Regions from separate parts of the Mus musculus genome. Here region 1 is linked to region 2. The links are chromatin loops, found by intact Hi-C in ENCODE. Cell type or tissue: left cerebral cortex. All regions are shown on one strand. Links, peaks and the distances in the headings refer to the core of each region. The heading gives the core; the rest is flanking DNA. Region 1 has its middle 140 kb from the start of 4930526H09Rik. Region 2 has its middle 85 kb from the start of 4930526H09Rik.

Evidence for each region. A loop is a pair of places that touch in the nucleus more often than their neighbours do. Peaks named below come from ENCODE experiments on the same cell type or tissue, not always from the same donor. Only the 100,000 strongest peaks of a DNase experiment are listed, where the experiment ranks them.
Region 1: a loop joins it to region 2, with 2.4 times the contacts of the local background. A loop is called at or near these places in 3 of 42 quality-filtered maps.

Annotation. Positions count from the first base shown.
Region 1 is chr13:111,042,203-111,047,585 of GRCm38, reverse strand. No RefSeq gene overlaps it. Among named protein-coding and RNA genes, the nearest start is that of 4930526H09Rik, 140 kb to the right of the region's middle. In left cerebral cortex, for the core only: no CTCF peak of the experiment used is centred there; a DNase peak (open chromatin) is centred at 2,927; H3K27ac peaks cover 2,438 bases.
Region 2 is chr13:110,986,264-110,991,646 of GRCm38, reverse strand. No RefSeq gene overlaps it. Among named protein-coding and RNA genes, the nearest start is that of 4930526H09Rik, 85 kb to the right of the region's middle. In left cerebral cortex, for the core only: no CTCF peak of the experiment used is centred there; DNase peaks (open chromatin) are centred at 761, 2,015, 2,705 and 3,408; H3K27ac peaks cover 1,721 bases.

The sequences.
Region 1 (5,383 bases), core at 107-5,106, 56 kb before region 2:
TCTTTGGTTTGAGGGGGTACTCACAAATTTCCAGCATGTTCCAGGGCTCCAGGTTGGGTGCCATCTATGACCCTCCCTGTCTCAGGGGATCAGTGGTGGATATTGGTCTATGAGGGCAAAGGAAGCAGAGGTGACGGATGGTGGAGGTTCAGAAGGCCAGTGAGTAGGTACAGAGATGATGACACTGGGACCAGCTGTGGGGAGTCAGATCAACTTTACTTGGGAATGATCAAGACTTATATAGTTTGGAGTAGGGTGTCAGAATATCCAGGATGAGCAAAGGTCATTGGTTGAAGGCTTACAGTACCGAGATGCCTCATTAGCATAAAGAGGCATTTCTGGAATCTCAGGTGCTAGCTGAACAGGCTATTAGCAGGAGAAAGGAAATCGAAGCTGTTATCTAACTAAGGCTATGTGACATTCTGCAGGAAGAGGTGTGTGTGGGTTTTTGAATTCCCCAGGCAAGGTCAGAGAAGGGGCAGCCCTGCTAGTGAAGGAAGTCCATCATTTTTGGCCAAGACCAGAAGGCTATATGGCAATGGTAAACTTCGACCTTATTTAGCATGGTTTTCTGACAGGCTATAAGGCTCTTCTGGTGGGGAGTTTCATTTATAAGAAATATATTTTAGATTCTTTAATTTGTGAAAAGAGATTACTTACTTTTGCTTTTGACAACGAGGCTTTAAGTTTTATGTAATAGAGAGTAAGTCACATATAGAACCTAGAACCAGAATCTTTAAAACAATTATCATTTATGTTTTGAGATTATAATTACCTCGGTTTCTGCAGTCCAAGCAGTTTCTGCAATCCAAGCCCTCTTCTATACTCATTGTCCTCTTTCAGATTCTTGGCTTTTTAAAACTGTAAGTGTTGGGGTGTGTGTGTGCGTGTGTGTGTGTGCGTGTGTGCATGTATATACAGGGCTGACCATTTACTTTTAGGTAACCAGTTAGCGTGTTCTTCTCTGGGAAAGACTCTTTCTCCCACTCTCGGCATTCCTTAGTTGCCTGTAGTTTGTTGTGTAAAGTTGAAGCGTACTGTTTTTTTCCTATCTGCTTTAGCATGTCTATTGCTGTTGTCCCTGTCCAGCTCACGTGTAGACAGCGTGTTGATGAGACTTTACGGATGTAACTTCTGATATTCCTAAGAGATGCAATCTCACAGCAAACTCCCTGATCCTCTGGCTTTTACAGTGTTTTCTCTCCTTCTTCCACAGTGTCCCCTGAACCTTTGTACAGGAGCTGTTTCACTTAGTTCAATAAGACAGTCTTCCTCCCACAGGTCTACTTGGATAAAATAAATATATATCAGTGGCTCTTAACCTATGGGTACTGGCCCCTGAGGGGATCTAACCACCCTTTCACAGGGGTCACCTAAGACTATTGGAAAACACAGATATTTACATTCTGATTCATAACAATAGCAAAATTACAGCTACAATGGTTGGGGGGGGTCACACGAGATGTAGAACTGTACTAAAGGGTCACAGTGTTAGGAAGGTTGAGAACTGATGCTATGCACCCAGCCCTTCCCTATGACTGTCCTGTCTGTCTTTGCTAGTTGAGCTAATAGCATGCATGAGTGTCTTGCAGTTTCTTGGAAGACAGGCATGAAATCACTTACCTTTCTGCTGTGATGGGCTAATAAAAATAGGCTTCCTCACAATGGGTCCGATTCTTCTGGAGAAGAAATTCTTCATGGAATCTGAAAAGTCAGGCCAATGTGGTTTGTGTCCCTATTGCTTTCCTGCAGACTATGTTAAGACCACTCAGAAGGTTTCATGCCAGTAAAGGTGCGCCTTCACTTTTTGGCATCCACAATAGGGTCTGGGTTTGGTAACTGTATATGGGATAGATCTCCAGGTGGGACACTATTGTGGATGCCAAGAAGTGCATGCTGAAAGGAGCCTGAAATAGCTGTCTCCTGAGAGGCCCTGCCAGAGCCTTACAAATACAGAGGCAGATGCTCACAGCCAACCATTGGACTGAGCATGGGGTCCCCAATGGAGGAGTTAGAGAAAGGACTGAAGGAGCTGAAGGGTTTGCAACCCCATAGGAAGAACAGCAATCTCAACCAAACAGAAGTCCCCACTCCCCTAACCCCAGAACTCCCAGGGACTAAACCACCAACCAAAGAGTACACAAGGAGGGACTCAAGGCGTCAGCAGCACATGTAGCAGAGGATGGCCTTGTCAGGTATCAATGGGAGGAGATGCCCTTGGTCCTATGAAGGCTCTATAGATGCCCCGCTGTAGGAGAATCGAGGACAAGGAGTTGACAGTGGGTGGGTGGGTGGAGGAACACCCTTATAGAAGCAGGGGGAGGGACGATTGGATAGAGGGTTTCCAGGAGGGGGGAACTGGGAGAGGGGGTAATATTTAAAATGTAAATAAAGAAAATATCCAATAAAAAAGATACACTTTCACTTGATATCTCGGTGAACTATGAGTCCTAGAAAAGGAACCCAGCCATCGTCACTTGTAAGTCATAGCCCAGCCAGGGCCAGCACAGGCAGCTCTTTGGCTCTCTTCCCCATTTCCTATGGCCCAGGAGGTTCACCTTTTGGGCTGAGTTTGGCTATAGCTCTTGTTCATGTTGCTTCCTTATCTTCTATCAAATTAAAATCGCTTTGTTTCTTTCTTACTTAAAAATTATTAATAAACTTGGCTGGCATTCAACCAAGATAAGCAGCCAGGATGAGTTTATGTTTAAGTTTGGGGGCCTATAATTTTTGTCTCTGAGCACACTGGACTGACATCTCCCTGGAGGGGTGGGTCTTCCATATGCATGATCGTATAAATAGCGAGGCTTTGTAATATGGGGGTGCAGCAGCCTCAAAATAGCTAAGCTGGAAGATGTTATGATAATGCTATTTTTTTTTTAGCCTCATGCATCTGTGTGGAGGGAACAACATCTTATTATGTGTACATAATGTGCTCACCAAGTGCCTAGCAGACGGCAGTTGGCTTTGCTTGGAGAGCAAGGCTGATGACAAGCCTCCGCACACGGTTACCCAGAGAAGCATAAATTAGACCTGGAGTCACAGTGCTGGGGAAGCAAGATAACATCCTGGGAACGGTTCAGCCTGAGAGCTGGTGTGCTGTGCAGTGAGAAAGAGGGAGAAAACGAAGTGGAGAGGCTACGTGCCAAATGGCTCAGGTCTGCAGAGCACGCTTCTATCATCCAAGGCTGGTCCTTTGTTAGTCCTAGACCCTTTATCTCTTAAAAACTTCCTACCCAGTTAAAAATCAACTCCTAATTGAGTGGACTTGTTTGGAAGAGGATAGAGTCCAGCCATGAGAAAAATAGAGTGTGTTTGAATAGAACACAGAAGCCAAAGTAAAGATTTTGAAATAATAGATTGCTGCTTGGAATGGAAGGGTGTGTGTGTGTGTGTGTGTGAGGGGGGGGGATCATTACATTAATACCATCTTGGCAACTCTTCCAAATCCTGCAGGTAAATTTTACTCTTTGTGTATTATTTACTAATAAAATAGCATGCTAAGTTCTACCCATTGTGTGCTATTTATGAATAAAATAACACGCTGAGTTTCATTAGCCGAATACCTTGTCCATTTCTCACTGTACCCCTTTTGTAATTAATCCTATGTTATTGGTGACACCGTTTTGGTTAGAAGAGTTTTATCTCTTCCTTTTACATGCACCACACACCACATCCTCCCCAAGGTGCAGGAGTGACATCTCACATTGAAATTTGAGACTGTAACCTAAAACCCAAACCCAGGAAGGAAACCACATGCCACAAAACAGACCTTTCTTCAGTGTGGCCAAGGCTTGATCTCCTGAGGATCCAGGTCATAAGGTCATAGAGTCATCATTGAATCTAGAAGGGAGAAGTGCTTGTCCCCACTACAACCTTGAATTGAGTCATGCCAATGGGGCTGAGTTTTAAACAGTAGCATCAGCCCCAGAGCCCAATGGCTCACATAACTGCTGACCCTGGTCATGGAAATCAAAAGTTAGAAGAGCAAAGTGAGAGTATCTGCGCCTCAGCAGTGGTGTGAGCATGGGGAGAGGTGATTTAAGGAAGCTAAGGTTATTGCCTCCATTTTAATAGGAAGCCCAATCAGGTCCTGGCTGTTTAATGTAGACATGTTTTTAACGATCAAAGTATAAACATGTCACCTACGAAATAAACACTAATCTTTATTACAGACGTCAGTTCAGCTCTGGAAACTCCAGTTGTGAGTTTAGCAGGAGAGAATGACTTCTGCTTTTCATGAGGCTAATTCCTCTGAAATTTTATAAGGAAAAAACTTTTCAGGAAAATATTTTTTTATTTATTTGATTTCTCTACAATAATATGCTCAGAGTCCAGGAAGCACCCAACTGTATTCTGCATTGTGAACTATGAATTCTCATAGTTCTGAAATTCTCATGAATTCTGAAAAGGTACAGGAAATACCATAAAATTTGTCCAGGATTCCAATTATGCTAAAATATTTCCAGGGTATTTTAAATCCTATATAGTCATGGGGTTTTTTGTTGTTGTTGTTGTTGTTTAAATTAAAGCATTTGGCTTATGTGGTCATATGAATGATTTTATCATAGAGAAATCAAGGCCTTATTCTTGAAAATGAGCCAAAACTTGGCTTTTGGAATTTGGGACTTGTAATAATTTCAGGAGGTTGTTTTAACCCTTTTTATACTGCAATGCCTGAGTAGTCACATTTCATAAGTTCATACCATATGTTTTTCCAGCTTCATTAGTAAGCATAAAGAAAATTGAAAACAAGAGAAATTTTTTTTTCTGAAGGAAAGTAAATAGGCATGTGAGGCATACATGCAGAAAGGTCATGGCAGCTGTTCACACTCTGACAAGGATGCATCCAATGCACCCCAAGCTGAAGAAGCTGTCAGAAGTTGCAGGGCCTCACTGTCATCTAGACTCATCACGGTAACACAGTGGGGGAAGCTGGCTGGCTCCTGTAGCTGCCTGGATTCTATCTCCTCCTTGATACATGAAAATTTATCCAAAGATGAAGAAACACCACGATGACAACCTACATAGAGGTTTCTTTACAAACTTTCAGCATGGTTATTGTATGCATTGGAAGTAGCCATTTCTAAGAATACATGCACTAGATGGAAGCCTATACGATGTACAAGAATCCAGGTTTTCTCCTTTTTCAACAGCACTGCACTTTAAACACCTAGCACAGAAGATTATGGTTCATACCTGACACTTACAAACTCTAAGCATAGTAATGTGGCAATTGGTCTAGGAGTGGGTTTCTAACCAATTACAGGGAAAGTTGTATCCCCAGCGTTAGAAAGGAATGTCTTTCTCCCATTCTTGAGCCATTGCTCAAGGACAGATAGCTATGTGATACCTGTGGTTATCTCTCCTCAGATATGGGAAA
Region 2 (5,383 bases), core at 97-5,096:
AGGATTCTTACAGACCCTGTATTCTAATATGTCAAAACATCAGCTGGAATTCAGTTGGCAGCTACTGGAGCAAGTTCCCTATGCTGTGGTGACCAGCGTGTCTGAGTTTGGTGAGGCAGTGTACCCAAATGTACAAGATACATGGAGCAGGCTTCTTGCTCATACACCAGCAGGAGAGGACCATGAAAACCCAGGATTTAGTGTGGTTGTTCAAGTCTCAAGAAAGTTACCTTGCTTGGGGTGACTGAGACTCTCACACTCACGCCATGCTCCAGAAAGGCAGCATGCTCTGGATTCATACTCTGGGGTCACGTGACCCATGGGCTAAAATTTAGAAGGGACATTCCTGTGGGCACCAGAACAGTACCAAGGCTGTTCTTACCAGTGTTTCCATGTAACTTACTTGTTAACTTGTGTTCCCATTTTTTCATGTTCTAGAATCAAAGCTCTTGTCCCCTGATTGGAGCAAAATTTAATAAGTAGGTCTCTCAGCAACCTATTTATGAAAAATTAGGAATTACTCAACAATACTGTGAAAAAAATCAGCTCATGACGAACAGCTAGGATAGCTTTGAAAGCATAAAGTGTTTGGAGTTGATTTTAGGATGAGTCACACAATAATTGCACCCAATTATTCACAAATGCAAAGGAGTTAGAATTTAAGAAAAAAAAACCTGACGTCAACATTAAATGAATACAAGTTGTGAATCATGCCTACACTATGTTCTCATATAACATCAACCTTTTGCTTTTTGGTGAAGATACACTAAAGGGAAATTTTCCATCTGCCTCAGCTTTGTCAGCACCACAGTGACAGTTTTCAGAGCACAGCGGTGATGTGCAGAGTTCTTATTTCATTGTGTGGGAAGCTACAGTTTGTTTCAGTTAGCTGAAAAACAATTGTGTGTCTGAGATAATCTAGAAGTCTGTACATGAGTCAAAGGATCATATTCAAAGGCTACCACCCAGGAACCTCATAGAAGTATGCATCCCCCAAATCTAACGTGAATGTGTGCATTCATGCAGTTCACATGAACGCTGACTCTCCCTCAGTATGAACATGAATAATAGTTGGACAGTCATATGCCACTTAATGTGTGCCAAGGACTGAGTTACAATGACGAGTTAGAAGACAAATGAGCACTGCTTGTATGAAGCTCATGAAGTAGCAGAAAAGGCATAGAATCACTAGTATAAAATAAAGTGTATCAGGGACAAGGTGACGGGCAATAGCAGGAGAGTGGTCAAAGAACTTTGCTGTTTGCTTCCCATGTTATGATGGTCTGACTTTGAATCTTACACAGGTTCTTGACAATGCACTTAAAACTTATTTTAACATTGGTTAACATTGGTCAGAAGGTTTAACTTCCATTTTGGTTCTCTGGATTAAGGTGGAGGACCTTCCTCCCTCCCTCCCTCCCTCCCTCCCTCCCTCCCTCCCTCCCTCCCTCCCTCCCTCATTCCCTCTCTCCCCTCTCTCTTTCTTTCTTCCTTCTTATCTATCTATCTATCTATCTATCTATCTATCTATCTATCTATCTATCATCTTCATCGCCATCATCTATTCACTTTATATCCTGCTTACTACACCCCCTCCTGGCACCTTCTCCCATAATTCGTCCTCCTCCCTTCTTATCTGAGTGGTTAGGGCTCCTCTGGGTATCCAGCTACCCTGCTACATCAAGTGTTTTCTGGGCTAGGTGCATCCTCTTCCACTGAGGCAGACCAGGCAGCCCAGCTAGAAGAACATATCCCATTGACAGGGAACAGCTTTTTACCCTGCTCAAGTTGTTCCTGACCCACATGAAGACCAAGCTGCATATCTGCTACATATATGTGAGGAGACCTAGGTCCAGTCTGTATATGTTCTTTGGTTGGTAGCTCAGTCTCTGAGAAGCCCAAGGGTCCAGGGTAGTTGACTCTGTTTGTCTTCCTGTGGAGTTCCTATTCCCTTTGGGGCCCACAATCTTTCCCTGTGTTCTTCCTTGAGAGTCCCCCAACTCCACCCACTGTTTGGCTGTGAGTGTCTGTATCTGAGTCAGCTTTTGTGTGAAGCCTCTCAGAGGACAGTCATGTTAGAGGTGGAGGAAATTTCAACACTAGTAAGTAGAACTCAGTAGCAAAAGTCCAGTCAGACCAAAAGTATCCTTCCCTCCTAACGAGCTCCACACCTTTATGTGTGATATTTCTCATATCCTAGAATGCAGCTTAAGAGGAGACTCCTCTACATCTTGAGATATAGATGATAATATTCAGACCTGGAAATGAATATTGTTCTGCTTTCAGGTTTTCCTTCCTTCCAGTCCTCAGAGAGATGCTAATTTTAAACTCTTCAAAAGTGAGTTAGGCAGGCAGACAGAGGAAAACATCCTGAAGGAGGCATTGAAAGATACATTTGTTAATTAGTTTCCATCAATTGGCTATTGCTACCTTGGAGGCTTTATGCTAAGAGCCATCGATGATAAACACTAGTAGTCGTAATAATGCCCTTGCCCCAGTTTCTATATCCAAGTCCCTGGAGCCACTGACCATGTTAGGCTCTATGACAAAAGATGAAGTTTTTGATGAGATAAAAGTTATCAAGCAGTTGATTCCTCAATGGTGAAGTTAGCCGGAGTTATACAGGTGGGTCCTGCAAGGGTGCATTTCATAGAGAGGATTGCCTTGCCTTGTAGAGATAGAGCTGGGGCCAAGAGCCAAGGAATGCAGCTGGTGTCTAGAAATAGGAAGATGGGAGGGAAGCAAGTCTCCTTTGGATCATCAAGAAGGCAGTATAATTCTGTTGACGTGTAGCTAAGCTCCTCGAGGTTGACTCAGTGGCCCTCATGCCCAGAGCTGTAAGGTAAATTTTGCTGTTGTAGGTTCATGCCACTTTGTCTAAGTAGCAATAGAAAAGTAGGATTGTTTAGAAGAAAGATCTTATCCCACAAGAACACTGAGTCTGAGCCATGAAGGCCTACAGAGGGCATATGATGAATAGTCATATTCACTGCTGAACAAGATTGTCACTGGAGAAAATAAACTTGTAGATAGAATAAAATATCTTCTCTGTTGGGCAAGATGGGAGCTTTTTGCTTTCCACAACGTTGTGTGTGTGTCTCTGAACAGAGAGGCCAGTACTCCAAGTGGATTTCTCTATAACAGCCAGGGAATGTAATCCCAACTAATAAATCAGCAGGGCCTATGAAAAGCTGAAAAGCTAAAGATGAGGTTATGACCTCAGTTTCAAAGAATCTGAGTTGATTCTGGCTTGATACATCATCTTAACAAATTTATATACAGACTTACAAACACTTTTTTCAGCTCACAGCTCTCTTCAAACCCCAGAGACTATGCATCACCAGTCTCTTCTTGGATATCCTATACCACCTGTTTCACTTCCTGGCATTCCTCCTTACCCGGGCACCTACCCCAGTGTTTTCTTCATAATGGCACCGCTACATTTTAGTTCACCGGGACTAAAGTCTTGAAATATTCAGTGGCTCTTCACTTTCTCTTATGCTCGACATCAAATACTCTCACACCTCACATCAAATCTAGAAGAGTAGTGAGCTTTCTCTTTAGTACAATTGCAGAATTTTATCACCTCTCCTCAGTTGCACCGCAGATTTCCACTGTACTCACTCTTGCCTTTCTTGCCTTAATAAACTGATCTCCCAGCTCCACCCTCTGCCAATTACAGTCTGTTCTTCTTCTTTTTTAAAAAAATTACATTTATTTATCTCATACAATTGCACACATGTCAAGGCCAAAGGCCAATTTTGGAAGTTGGTCTTCTTTCACCAAATAGGCCTGGGAATTTAACATAGGTCATCAGGCTTTGCAGCAAGGACCTTTATCCACTCAGCCATCTTGTGAGTATTCTACTATCTGGTCTTAACATAGTATATAGCAATAGTCTTTCAACATGTAAATAATTTCAAGGACTTGAAATGAAAGTAAAACCTAAATTCTTCTATATATTCTCAAGGGAAATAAAAACATATGTCCCTAAAATACTGCATAAGAGTGGTTATGGTATTTCTGAAAACTGTTAGAAACATGGTGGATCATAGGAAATAACCTGCTTCTTAGAGGAAGGAGCATTTGTTCTAGGACAACTTCATATCCTTAAGGGCCTTCAGCCTGTGTCAGAAATTTTTCATTAAATGTGAGAACATTGAATCCACTGGGGTATCAGAACAGGGCTGACAAAGTGAGCTCTTTCACTTCCAGCTGATACTTCCTTCACATTCTAAAGACCACATTCAATAGAGAGACTTATCAGTCCACGTGGATTATTTTATGTACGTGAATATGTGCTAGTTTGTGGGTAGGTACGTGTGTGTGAGTGGGCCTGTGGGTGTTTCCTCTATCTTTCCACCTTGGTTTTCTAGAGTGAAGGTGAAGGTCATGGATTATGTAGGCTTTCTGACCAATGAGCTATAGGGATGCCCAGGTCTCTACTTTCCTTTGGACTTAGGACTATACATACCCATAGCCATGTCTAACTTTTGATGTGGATTCTGGGAATCCAAACATGAGCTCTCATGCTTGTGTGACTGAGCAATCTCCAGCTCCCATTATAAAACAAAGCAAAACAATTTAACATATAAAAAAATAGAGAAAAGATCTTTCCAACATTTGCTATTAACAGATACCAATACTACCTCTTAGCATAAAGTTGTCCTCTTTTCACAGACAGGTCCTTTAAGCTCTCAAATTTTAAGCAACACACTTATGATCATACAACTCATTAATGACAAACAGGGCTGCAGCCTTGGCTTTCTAATCATCTTATAAAACCTAGCAGTGTTCATGTGAAGTAGACCCTTGGAAGATTAACAGCCTGAAACCCGCTGTGATACTCCTTGGGAAATAATTTTTTCCTTGCAGCTTTTCTTCAGTAATTTGTTCAATGAATTCAGTGCTCAGATCAATCATCCCTCCACTTAGCCTTTTTAATAGTTTGGAGATTGTAGCAGGTGGAAACAGCGTGCTGATGATTTATTTGAGCATTTCCATTGCACAGTCTTATTTGGACTTGGTTAAGCTCAATCTCAGGGGAACTGAGAGCACTTCTACTAATGTCAAGCTAGTTAGAAAAATTTGAAGTAGCTTTACATCTGTTTCATTATTGCATAAAGCATAAAATGTGAATTTGGATGTATGAAACTCTCTGAGTAAGCTACCTCTGCAGATTCTATAAGCATGACTATGTATGTACGTGCATGCACCCATGGGCATAATTACATCCACTATTCCTTTCCTCTTCCTTAAAGTGATGACATTTTGCTACACTGATGGCTGGTCTCAAACTCATGATCTCAAATGACCTTCCTGCATTTAGTTTTATGAGTACAGTATGCCTTTTTATGAAATGAATTCACAATGAACTTGGTGG